2 separate regions of the Homo sapiens genome follow, and region 1 is linked to region 2. A link is an interaction called in ENCODE POLR2A ChIA-PET data of the cell type or tissue named here. Cell type or tissue: B cell. All regions are shown on one strand. Each heading gives the region's core, and the rest is flanking DNA. Links, peaks and the distances in the headings are about the cores only. Region 1 overlaps MSH2 (mutS homolog 2). Region 2 holds the start of BCYRN1 (brain cytoplasmic RNA 1).

Region 1 (5,000 bases), core at 1-5,000, 140 kb before region 2:
TAATCCTCTAATTTAAAAAAAAAAAAAAAAAAAAGGGCCGGGCACAGTGGCCCACTCCTGTAATCCCGGCACTTTGGGAGGCCAAGGCAGGCAGATCATGAGGTCAGGAGATCGAGACCATCCTGGCTAACACGGTGAAACCCCATCTCTACTAAAAAATACAAAAAATTTAGCCGGGCGTGGTGGCAGGCGCCTGTAGTCCCAGCTGCTCGGGAGCCTGAGGCAGGAGAATGGTGTGAACCCAGGAGGCAGAGTTTGCAGTGAGCCGAGATCGCGCGCCCCTGCTCTCCAGCCTGGGCGACAGAGCGAGACTCCGTCTAAAAAATAAATAAATAAATAAAAAATAATAATAATAAAAAATTAGGCATATGCTTGGGTCTTTCTGTGTGAACGCCCAAATATGACCCATTACTCAAAGGCACCATAAAATCCACTTCTCCCATGAGAACTGAAACATCCCGTCCACATATAGCTTTCTTGAATAAATATTTGTCATATGCCACTTTATTCTCTGTGTCACGTTCGTTATTCTTATCTTCCCAACTAAATTCTAGACAAATAGAGGGCAGGAATTATGAATCATGCTTTTTTATTTCTTTGTCCTTTTCTTACCTAATGTGTAATTTAATAACTGAACTTGATATATTCGTTTATGAACAAAGATATACCTAGACATCTATCGTCCATAATAACTAATTTTAGTGAAATGACTAATTTTAAACCTAGGTTAATATTCCTTTACTCCTACTTTGGTACTTGAAATCGAATATTGATCATGCAGATGTATATACTGCAGAAATCAAAATAACACAGAGATAGATTCTTTGCCATCAAAAAAACTGATTAAAAAATAAGCACTAGAAACACAGAGGAAAACAAACAACAACAAAAAACCTTCATCTTAGTGTCCTGTTTATGTAATAATAGAGAAGCTAAGTTAAACTATGAAAACAAACTGACAAACCTCTCTTTCCAGATAGCACTTCTTTGCTGCTGGTTCCATGATATCATATCCTTGCGATTCTCCAATATACTGAAACTCCTCAAGTTCCAGGGCTTTCTGTTTAGCACACTCTATTACATGCTTAGGGAAATTAGCAAGCTCTGCAACATGAATCCCAAAACTTTGATCACAGACACCTATAAGAAATTTGGGGAAGCGTGAGGGGACAGCATGAGAAGAGACAGCAATTTATGTAAATGGAATTTATCCTTCTCACCTTGTCATTAGAAAACTTAATTTCGGATTACTTCAAATACATTAGCCAAATATATCATTAAAATAAAGGCATTTTAATTAAGTCTCAAATGAAAAGTGATTATGACTTGGCACACAGTGCTGTATTTTATCCTCGACAAACATAGTAGGAAAAATAAAAATAGGAGACAAAAAAGCTCAATAGATAAACCTTAAAGGCTTAGACAAATATCTTAATCTAAAGAAAAATTAATCAAGCCACTATCTCTGAGGCTTTCTCATTTCATGGGAAGGTAAGGGAGGGGAGGAGAGGGGGAGGGGAAAGGGGAAGGGGAAGGGAAGAGGGAAGGGAAGGGGGAAGGGAAGGGGAAAGGGAAGAGGAAAGGGAAGGAGGAAGGGGGAAGGGAAGGAGGAAGGGGGAAGGGAAGGAGGAAGAGGAGGGAAGGGAAGGGGAAAGGAAAGGGATGGGGGAAGGGAAGGGATGGGGGATGGGAAGGGGGAGGGGAAGAGAAGAGGGAAGGGGGAAGGGAAAGGGGAAGGGAAGGGAAGAGGAAAGGAAGAAGAGAGAAGGGAGAATGGGAGAATGGGAGAAGGGGGAAGGGAGAAGGGAGAAGGGGAGGGAGAAAGACAGACACGTAAAGTGTCACTAATTTGGAGTAGCTTTAATTAAATATTGATTATTTGCAGGAAATAGTTAAAACTGAGTCAAGACTTTTTAAGCATTTAATCAAATGATGCTTGCAAAGTTACTATACAGCTGTTTTTGCCACAATTATTTATCAACTATAAAGAATTTTTTGGCTTTGTCATATATCTCATGCATTCTAGAACTGAATACTTTGCACAACTAAAGGAAGCAAACAAAAATAAAGTAGAAGCAAATGTTTGTTAAACATTCACAGTGAAGGATGAAGTTTTTCTATCTTCACACTTCATCTGGCCTTTTAAAAAATATTCTGAACCCATTTCTATAGCATACAAAACACAAACAATGATTTAAAAGCAAAATTTTATGCTGCCAGATCTACTAAAAGTTCCTGAATTCTACAGCAATAATAATAATGACTCAAATATACTAACTCAAAAGGATTCCCAATGAAGTACAAATAACAAAGGATAAAGAACCAAGATTATCTCACTCATGTGCAACCAACTGATGCAGAAAAACGTGTTCGTGGAAAATCAGAGCGCTATCTGAAAAAGTTATTCTGGTGACTAGTGAAATCAATCCTTATAGTATGATTTTTAAAACCTTTGAAAGCCTTATAACATGTGAATCTCATCAATACAGGGATCTGACTAGATCCCAAGCCCACGAATGACAAACTTTCCTGAAAGGATGAAACAACAACAGATAAGTCACTCTGCATGTGATAACTACTATTTCAAGATTTCTGGAACCCCCAGCTTTAAATGAACCTGTTTCTATAACACACTCTTAAACACAAAATAAGCTAATTATAATGAAGATTTTGTTAAACAATAACAGCTAGAACTTTGGAACTTGAAAGCATATTGTTTGTTATCCTAATTCAACAAGAAAACATACTGCCATGGGAGGTAGCAGAAAATGCCTCCATGGTGATGTTCAAGAGTACAGATAATTCTGGCCGGGCGTGGTGGCTCACACCTGTAATCCCAGCACTTTGGGAGGCCGAGACGGGTGGATTGCCTGAGGTCAGGAATTCGAGACCAGCCTGGCCAGCATGGTGAAACCCCGTCTCTACTAAAAATATAAAAATTAGCCAGGTGTGGTGGCAGGCGCCTGTAATCCCAGCTACTCGGGAAGCTGAGGCAGGAGAATCGCTTGAACCCGGGAGGCGGAGGTTGCAGTGAGCCGAGATCGCACTCCAGCCTGGGCAACAGAACGAGATTCTGTCCCAAAAAGAGTACAGATAATTCTTTCTGTGAATGCTTTAGAATGAGTGGTCCTACTATGAGATACAGAAATATGATGTACATGTTCCTACCCCCAGACTGTGAATTAAGGGGTAAATGGGTTCTATAACAACATCAATAATTTATACTAACTTAGAATAAGGCAATTACTGATGATTTCAAGGGTAGTAAGTTTCCCATTACCAAGTTCTGAATTTAGAGTACTCCAATAGTACATACCTTTCTTCACCTGATAAAGCATAGTTAAGGTCTCTTCAGTGGTGAGTGCTGTGACATGTAGATTATTAACAGTTGGTATCTGATTGGCCAAGGCAGTAAGTTCATGAAAATGGGTTGCAAACATGCAAAAAGCACCAATCTTTGTTGCAATGTATTCTGATATAGCCCATGCTAACCCAAATCCATCGTAGGTAGAAGTTCCTCTTCCCAATTCATCTATGATTATTAATGAATCTTTGGTTGCAGACCTGAAGCACATAATTACATGAAATTTCCCATCACATAAAATGTGGTAACATACACATACAAAAACAAAATTAAGACAATACATTGGGAAGGATATGCCACAAACATAATGGATTATCTTAATATATAAACAAAGTCAATAAAAAGCACTAAAACTTCAATAGAAAAATGGGCAAGGGCCAGGCATGATGGCTCACGTCTGTAATCCCAGCACTTTGGAAGGCGGAGGTGGGAGGATCACTTGAGCCCAGACCAGCCTGAGCAACATAGTGAGACCTTGCCTCTAAAAAAAAAAAAAAAAAAAAAAATTAAAAACTAGCCAGGTATGGTAGCACACACCTTTGTGTGGGAGGGAGGGAGGGAAGGAGGGAAGGAGGGAAGGAAGGAAGGGAGGGAGGGAGGGAGGGAGGGAGGAGAATAGGAAAAAAAAAAAAAGGTCATGAACATGAACAAACAACGGATGAAAGGAAAAACAGATTTTGAATATTGTTTTACATTATCAAGCACACTAGTAGTAATCAAAGGAATTCCAAATAAGGCAGCTATCATTCATTTCGTGCCAATCAAATAGGCCGAGATTAAAAAAAATAAATAAAACTGAATGAAGATGAGACCAGGGTGTGGTGACATGGATACCTGCATACACTTTTGGTGGTCATGTAAATTGTGTGCCTGCCACAGTCCTACCAATACCATCTATTACTATTCTTTTCTCAATTTTAACCAAATATATGTAAAGGGGTGAAACTTTTGCTAATTTTTCATGTGCTCGTGTGCTCATTGGCAATTTAATTCTTTTTCTGTGAGTTGCCAGCTAACATGTTTTGCTTATTTCTTTAATCTTTTAAGTCATGAATATTAACCTGTTGCTTAATTACTATACAAACATTTGTATTGCTTTTATAATTCTTCACAAACAACAGAACCTCAAAGAAGTTAAATCAATACATAATTTACTAGGCACCTACTATATTTAATGTTCTTTAGAAGATACTAAGAAATAAGGAGGATCACGGTGGTTCATGCCTGTAATCCCAGCACTCTGGGAAGCCAAGGCAGGAAGATCACCTGAGCCCAGGAGTTCGAGACCAGTCTGGGCAAAAGAGTGAGACCCTGTCTCTCTAAAAAACTTTTAAAAAAAGAAAGAAAAAGATACCAAGAAATAGAAGGTATAGTCCCTACCTTCAAGGAAGCTCCTAAAAAGTGAAATAAAGACAAAACATTTCAGTAATGTCTAGAATAAAAACGTGGTTCAAGTTACAGGCATCTCAAGAGGAATTCAGAGAAAAACACCCATGACCTTACGGTCGTATGACCAGAAAAATCACTACAGAAATAGAATTCCCATCATTAGGGACTTAAAAATTAGAAAGAAGTTGGATAAACGGCAAGAAGGACCATTCCAGGAAGTGTGAACAGTCCAAGCAAAAACATGGTA
Region 2 (6,795 bases), core at 1,005-6,004:
GATGTCGCCACTGCCTTCTCCTCAGTGAAGCAGTCTGGCTGATGCTCCCCCAGGGGAAATGAATCACTCTCTTGATTTTGAACTTGCACAGCCTGTTACTCACACCTTGGCTAGTGACTGACCTGTTCCATCACACCTTCTGTAGAGGCGAATCCTATGAGCTCCCGTAAGGCAGCAGCACCTGACTCACCTGGCTTCCCCACTGGGCCTAGCACAGGGCTCACACACGGTGCAGCTGCTCAGGTGTTCCTCCCTAAATCAATTAACTTTAAAATTCCACCTGGTTGGGATCAAAGTCATTGAGATTTATGAGAAAAACCAGTCCAACCAGTCCCCACTTCATGATTTTCCCCTGTGGCTCTTAGATCCTGAATCTGGTTTATTTTGTCAACTTAATATCCTGCTATCAACACTCACTTTATACTTGGCCCATGCATGGGTAGGGGCGGAGCTTCTTTACATTCTAAAGACTGGGAGCATCAAAAAGAGGAAGTTTTAGAGATTGTATTAGTTCCCTAGGGCTGCTGTAACAAAATGCCACAGACAAGGTGGCTTAAAACAACAGAAATATGGCCGGGCATGGTGGCTCATGCCTGTAATCCTAGCAGTTTGGGAGGCTGAGGTGGGAGGATCACCTGAGGTCAGGAGTTCGAGACCAGCCTGACCAACATGGAGAAACCCCATCTCTACTGAAAATACGAAAAAATTAGCCGGGCATGGTGGCGGGCGCCTGTAATCCCAGCTACTTGGGAGGCTGAGGCAGGAGAATCGCTTGAACCTGGGAGGTGGAGATTGCGGTGAGCCAAAATCATGCCACTGCACTCCAGCCTGGGCAACAAGAGCAAAACTCCATCTCAGAAAAACAAAAAAACAAACAAAACCCAGAAATATATTCTCTCTGGTTCTGAAGGTCAGAAGTCCAAAATCTAGGTGTTGGGCAGGGCCTCACACTCTCTGAAGGCTCTCAGAGAGCCTTCCTTGCCTCTTTCTTACTTCTGGGCGTGTTCCTCAGCTTATAGATATCTATCATTGCATGGCATTTTCCCTGTGTGTCTTCTCTGTGTTCAAATGTCCTTTTTTTTTTTTTTTTTTTTCTTGAGATGGAGTCTTGCTCTGTCACCCAGGCTGGAGTGCAATGGTGCAATCTCGGCTAACTGCAATCTCTGTCTCCCGGGCTCCGGTGATTCTCCTGCCTCAGCCTCCCGAGTAGCTGGGACTACAGGTGCCTGCCACCATGCCCGGCTAATTTTTGTATTTTTAGTAGAGACAGGGTTTCACCATGTTGGCCAGGCTGGTCTTGAACTCCTGACCTCAGGTGATCCACTGGCCTTGGCCTCCCAAAGTGTTGGGATTACAGATGTGAGCCACCACACCTGGTACCGCACCCCCCCCTTTATAATAAGGACACCAGTCATTGGGTTAGGCTTTACCCTAACTCAGTATGACTTGATTACGTCTGCAAAGAGCCTATTTCCAAGTAAGCTGACTCTCTTGGGTATGGAGGTTAGGACTTGAACACGTCTTTTGAGGGAATACCCACTACAGAGATGAAAGCACTTAATTCCCGCAGCCTTTGGGGAAACTGTCTTGTGGCATGTGTGAGCCTAACCTCACATCTCCTCTCCCCACAAAAAGCTTTGAATCTGGAAAGCTTAATTTGGATCCTAGCTCCATCATATGTGACACCTCGGATAAACTGCTTAACCCAGAATACCTTCAAATGTTATTATACTCCTCCACACAAAATCGAAGAGCTTTATAACAGTCTATTCTCATTTCTTCTCTTCTATCCTTTGGGCCATTATTTTCTTTCTTTTTCTTTTTCTTTTTTCCTCCATTTTTTCTTTGGAGACAGAGTCTCACTATGTTGTCCAGGCTGGAGTGCAGAGGCCATTCACAGGCATGATCATAGTGCATCACAGCCTTAAACTCCTGGGCTCAGGCAATCCTCCCACCTCAGCCCCCTGATGGGCTATTATGATTATTCATTTTATTTCTACATATGTTATAAACCTCATAAGGCATTGTTATTATTTTTTGCTTTAAACAGTTTCAAGTTTAGAAAAATTTTGGCTTTTTTTTTTTAGCCTTCCCTCATTTTGGGGGGGCTCCAATTATGTTAGACCACTTGATACTATCCCACAGATCACCGAGGTGGTGTTCATCTTATTATGTTATTTTTATTTTCATTTTTAAAATCTATTTTTATTTTGGCTGGGCGCAGTGGCTCACACCTGTAATCCTAGCACTTTAGGAGGCCGAGACGGGTGGATCACCTGAGGTCAGGAGTTCGAGATCAGCCTGGCCAACATGGAGAAATCCCGTCTCTACTAAAAATACAAAAATTAGCCGAGTGTGGTGGCACGTGCCTGTACTCCCAGCTACTTGGGAGGCTGAGGCAGGAGAACCACTTGAACCTGGGAGGTGGAGGTTGGAGTGAGCCAAGATAGCATCACTGCACTCCAGCCTGGGTGACAAGAGTGAAACTCTGTCTCCATAAATAAATAAATAAATGTAAAATAAAATAAAATAGAAATGGCCGGTTCAAAATTCATGAGAAAAACATGGAGAGGGAAGGTGGCTCCTGGAGGGAGTGGTGTGGGACCAGTAGCTAAAGGAATCCAGTTTCGGTGAGTTATCTGTACCATAAAGATGAAGTGTCATGAGCCCCTTGCTCCACAAAGCTTGTGGAAATAGAGAACCATGAATTAGATCCAGAGGCAAGCTTCATGAGGAATCATGGGTCCTTTTTTTTTTTTCTTTTCTTTTCTTTTTTGTGAGACAGTCTCTGTCGCGCAGGCTGGAGTGCAGTGGTGCGATTTTGGCTCACTGCAACCTTTGCGTCCCAGGCTCACCTGCTTCAGCTTCCTACAGGCAGGTGCAAGCCACCATGCATGGCTAATTTTGTTTATTTTTTGTAGAGACAAGGTCTCAAGAGTTCTCACTATGTTGCCCAGGCTGGTCTTGGACTCCTGGGCTAAAGCGGTCCTCCTGCCTTGGCCTCCCAAAAGTGCTGGGATTATAGGCATGAGCTGCCATGCCCAGTCTGAGATCATGGGTTCTTTAACTGTACCCTCTTCAGACCTTAGCCCAGTATGGGATATAAAGGAGCTTCTCAGGATAGATTGACTATTATTTGCAAAGGTAATGAGAAGTGAGTCTGTGCTTGGAACAGATACCAGAGAATGCAGCCTCTGTGATGAGATCATCTGGGCCCTGTGAAAGAAACTGTTTGGCAGAGACGGTTGCTTATCAAAGCTGGCTGGGTGTGTTTTGGCCCTGTGTTATCTGTTTAGAGTCAAGGCTGGCCTCAGTGAGGAGCAAAGAGCCAGCCAGTGGGTGGTCTAGCCTCCTGCACTCAAATATGTCTCCCCCAAAAGCTGAGAGTCCCTTTAGAATTCAGTTTCTTTCAGCTATTTCTGCCTGGTTCAAATGTGAACACCCTGTCCTGAATGGTGAATGAATTTTTTTCTTCCTCATTTGGGCTTCTAGTTGAAAACCACACCCTACCAGATGAAATGCAGAAGTGAAATTTGTGGAAAGTGGTCTGGGTGGAAACCCTCCTCTAAATCCCATCTGAGATCTCAAAGGACACTGGTTCTCAGAAGAGCCTAGAAGACAGAGATGGGGCAAGGAGGGGTCTCACAGCTGCCCAACACCAGCCAGCACATAATTTGGGCCAAGATTTGGTTAACTGTGGATTGGGACAAGGTGAAAGAAAACATGGCTCACAAAGGAAGTCCAATGGCACCCATGAGGCAAATGTACGCTGGGCTCAGTTACAGATATGGGGAGGAGCAAGTTTGGAAGTCGCAACTGTCACCATCAGGGAGAGCTGGGGCCACAGCTGGGAGACAGGACCTCTAGTCAGAGCTGCTGGTGCTTCAGGGATGGAAGACTCAGACGCTACAGGCTTGACCTGCCTTCAAGGTATGAATGATGGCAGGTATGCTGAGAAGTTTACTTGCCTCCTGCAATGTTTTCCCTACCTGCTCACAGATGCCTGACATTCCTTTTAACAGGGAACAGGCCTTGTATTACAGAGCAAAAGAGCAAGCTTAAAATGGCCATTGGAGGAGAGACTCATATCTGAGAAAGACAGCAAGAGGGGGAGAATGGTGTGTGTGTGTGTGTGTGTGTGTGTTTGTCTAGGATGGTATAATTTTGCTCAAGGCCATGGAAATAAGAAAATTTGGAGGCTGGGCACGGTGGCTCACAGCTGTAATCCCAGTACTTTGGGAGGCTGAGGCAGGCGGATCATTTGAGGTCAGGAGTTTGAGACCAGCCTGGCCAACATGGTGAAACCCCGTCTCTACTAAAAATACAAAAATTAGCCAGGCATGGTAGTGCATGCCTGTAATCCCAGTTACTTGGAAGGCTGAGGCAGGAGAATCACTTGAACCTGGGAGATGGAGGTTACAGTGAGCCGAGATTGAGCTATTACATTCCAGACTGGGTGACAGAGCTAGACTCCATCTCAAAAAAAAAAAAAAAAAAAAAAGAAAGAAAATTTGGGGTCCTGTTGGTGGGGTGGGAGGAGGGACAGCATCAGGAAGAATAGCTAATGGATGCTGGGTTTAATACCTAGGTGATGGGTTGACCTGTGCAGCAAACCACCATGGCACACGTTTACCTATGTAACAAACCTGCACATCCTGCACATGTACCCTCGAACTTAAAATAAATACTGATTAAAAAAGTAAAAAGAAAATTTGCTTTCTCCCCCACATATAGCAGTAGCAGCAGCATTTCAGAATGGCTTTAACTTCTCCCAGCTTTAAGAAGCTGAGGAAAGCAAGGCCTTTCTTCCAGGCAAGAATATGAAAAGGGGGGGGGGGGTTGTTGCTTTGAGGGAAGTTACGCTTATTTTTTTTTTGTCTTTTGTTTTTTTTTTTCCTTTTTCTGGAGAACGGGGTCTCGCTATATTGCCCAGGCAGGTCTCGAACTCCTGGGCTCAAGCTATCCTCCCGCCTCTTAGCCTCCCTGAGAGCTGGGATTACAGGCGTGAGCCACCGCGCCCGGCCTCTTATTCTCGATTGAAATTCTTTCATAGATCTCAAATTGTCGCTCTGAAATGCAGTACTTCCCTCTGCTGGCCATAGGGTTATATAGCTCATCAAAAACAAGGATGACTCCCAAGTCGTCTCCCTCATCTAAGACTAAGGAATTGACTCAGGACATGAGGTGGGAGATAAATCAAATATAGGATGATTTTCCAACCCTCACACCCCCTCAGAAAACATCCTTGAGTGTCTTTTGGCTCTGAATTTAAATAGGTTTATCTAGCTTCTCCAGCCTGTGCTTAGCCAATTAGGTCACATTGGCATGAATGTGCAAAGAACAATGGCTTGGAGCCCCACCCACCCAATTGCAGGACCTTGGCCCCCTCCCAAAACCTCCCTCAGAGATCCTGGAATACTTTCAGGGGGCGGAGGCTCATGATTTGGGGTTTGGGGCCTCACAGAGAGTCCACCATGTTCTTCTTGCTGGCTTCTGTCCCTACACCATCTCTTGGTTAAAAAGCCCCTCAAGGTCTCAAGCCGGGCGCAGTGGCTCATGCCTGTAATCTCAACACTTTGGGAGGCCGAGGTGGGCGGATCACCTGAGGTCAGGAGTTTCGAGACCTCCCTGAGCAACATAGTGAAACCCCATCTCTACCAAAAATGCAAAAATTAGCTGGGCATGGTGGCACATGCCTGTAATCGCAGCTACTTGAGAGGCTGAGGCAGGAGAATCGTTTAAACCTGGGAGGCGGAGATTGCAGTGAGCCGAGACAGCACCACTGCACTCCAGCCTGGGTGACACAGCAAGATTCCATCTCAACAACAGCAACAAAAGCCCTTGAAAGAAATTTCCCGCTGCTCTATTGTCCTGCCTGAGCCAGAGTCTGCTAATTCTCGAGTCTGCCTCGGTTGCAGTCCTGCTAGTGCCAGTTTCTGTGCAGATGTAGGAAAAAGGGCTCCACAAGAGAGGTGGAATTTATTCTGATGTATTTGTATGACCAAATAACAAGTTACATGCTCTCCATTGCATGGTGGTGTGTTTTGGTTAAAAAGCTACCATATCCTAGCAGGGTGGTGGTGATGTGTACCTGTAGTCCCAGCCACTCAGGAGGCTGAGGGAGGAGGATTGCTTGAGCCCAGGAGTTTGAGATCAGTCTGGAAAACATAGTGAGACCCCATCTTTAAAAAAAAAAAAAAAAGCTACCTTGCTTAGGGGGCTTTTTTCATTCTTGTGAAACTGAATTTCCACAAATTGATTCTGAAATCAGAGTGAATACTCTACTAGTATTTTCTATTTCTTTAAGATGTTTTATTTATTTATTTGAGACAGAGTCTCTCTGTCGCCAGGCTGGAGTGCAGTGGTGTGATCTCGGTTCACTGCAACCTCCGACTCCCTGGTTCAAGCGATTCTCCTGCCTCAGCCTCCCGAGTAGCTGGGACTACAGGCACGCGCCACCACGCCCAGCTGATTTTTGTATTTTTAGCAGAGATGGGGGTTTCACCGTGTTAGCCAGGATGTTCTTGATCTCCTGACCTTGTGACCCGCCCACCTCAGCCTCCCAAAGTGCTGGGATTACAGATGCGAGCCACCGTGCCCAGCCAAGATGTTTTATTCAAATTCTACTTTGATTTTATTTGAGGCCTTCAAAACCTTCCATAATGAAGGCTGGATATATCCCTTAGGATGAGAAATAGAGCCTAAAGGAGATGTTCTCAACATGACTCTCCAGTAAACAGTGGTAGTAAGTACTAGGGTCAAACCTCACCTTGGGGAGAAAAAGGGTGTTTATAG

What was found. Peaks named below come from ENCODE experiments on the same cell type or tissue, not always from the same donor. Only the 100,000 strongest peaks of a DNase experiment are listed, where the experiment ranks them.
Region 1: POLR2A ChIA-PET joins it to region 2 with 10 read pairs; 4 of 35 experiments call an interaction of 5 or more read pairs at or near these places.

Annotation. Positions count from the first base shown.
Region 1 is chr2:47,476,836-47,481,835 of GRCh38, reverse strand. MSH2 (mutS homolog 2) reads right to left here. Exons shown (of 16, transcript NM_000251.3): 14 at 3,317-3,564; 15 at 965-1,140. Among named protein-coding and RNA genes, the nearest start is that of MSH2-OT1, 48 kb to the left of the region's middle. In B cell, for the core only: no CTCF peak of the experiment used is centred there; no DNase peak of the experiment used is centred there.
Region 2 is chr2:47,333,544-47,340,338 of GRCh38, reverse strand. The region is part of intron 1 of EPCAM-DT (EPCAM divergent transcript); the gene reads left to right. BCYRN1 (brain cytoplasmic RNA 1) reads right to left here and starts at 5,024. Exons shown (of 1, transcript NR_001568.1): 1 at 4,825-5,024. RefSeq lists silencers at 1-249, 5,544-5,593 and enhancers at 3,095-3,389, 3,577-3,666. In B cell, for the core only: a CTCF peak has its summit at 5,101 (motif pointing left); DNase peaks (open chromatin) are centred at 3,508 and 5,088; H3K4me3 peaks cover 738 bases; H3K27ac peaks cover 1,039 bases.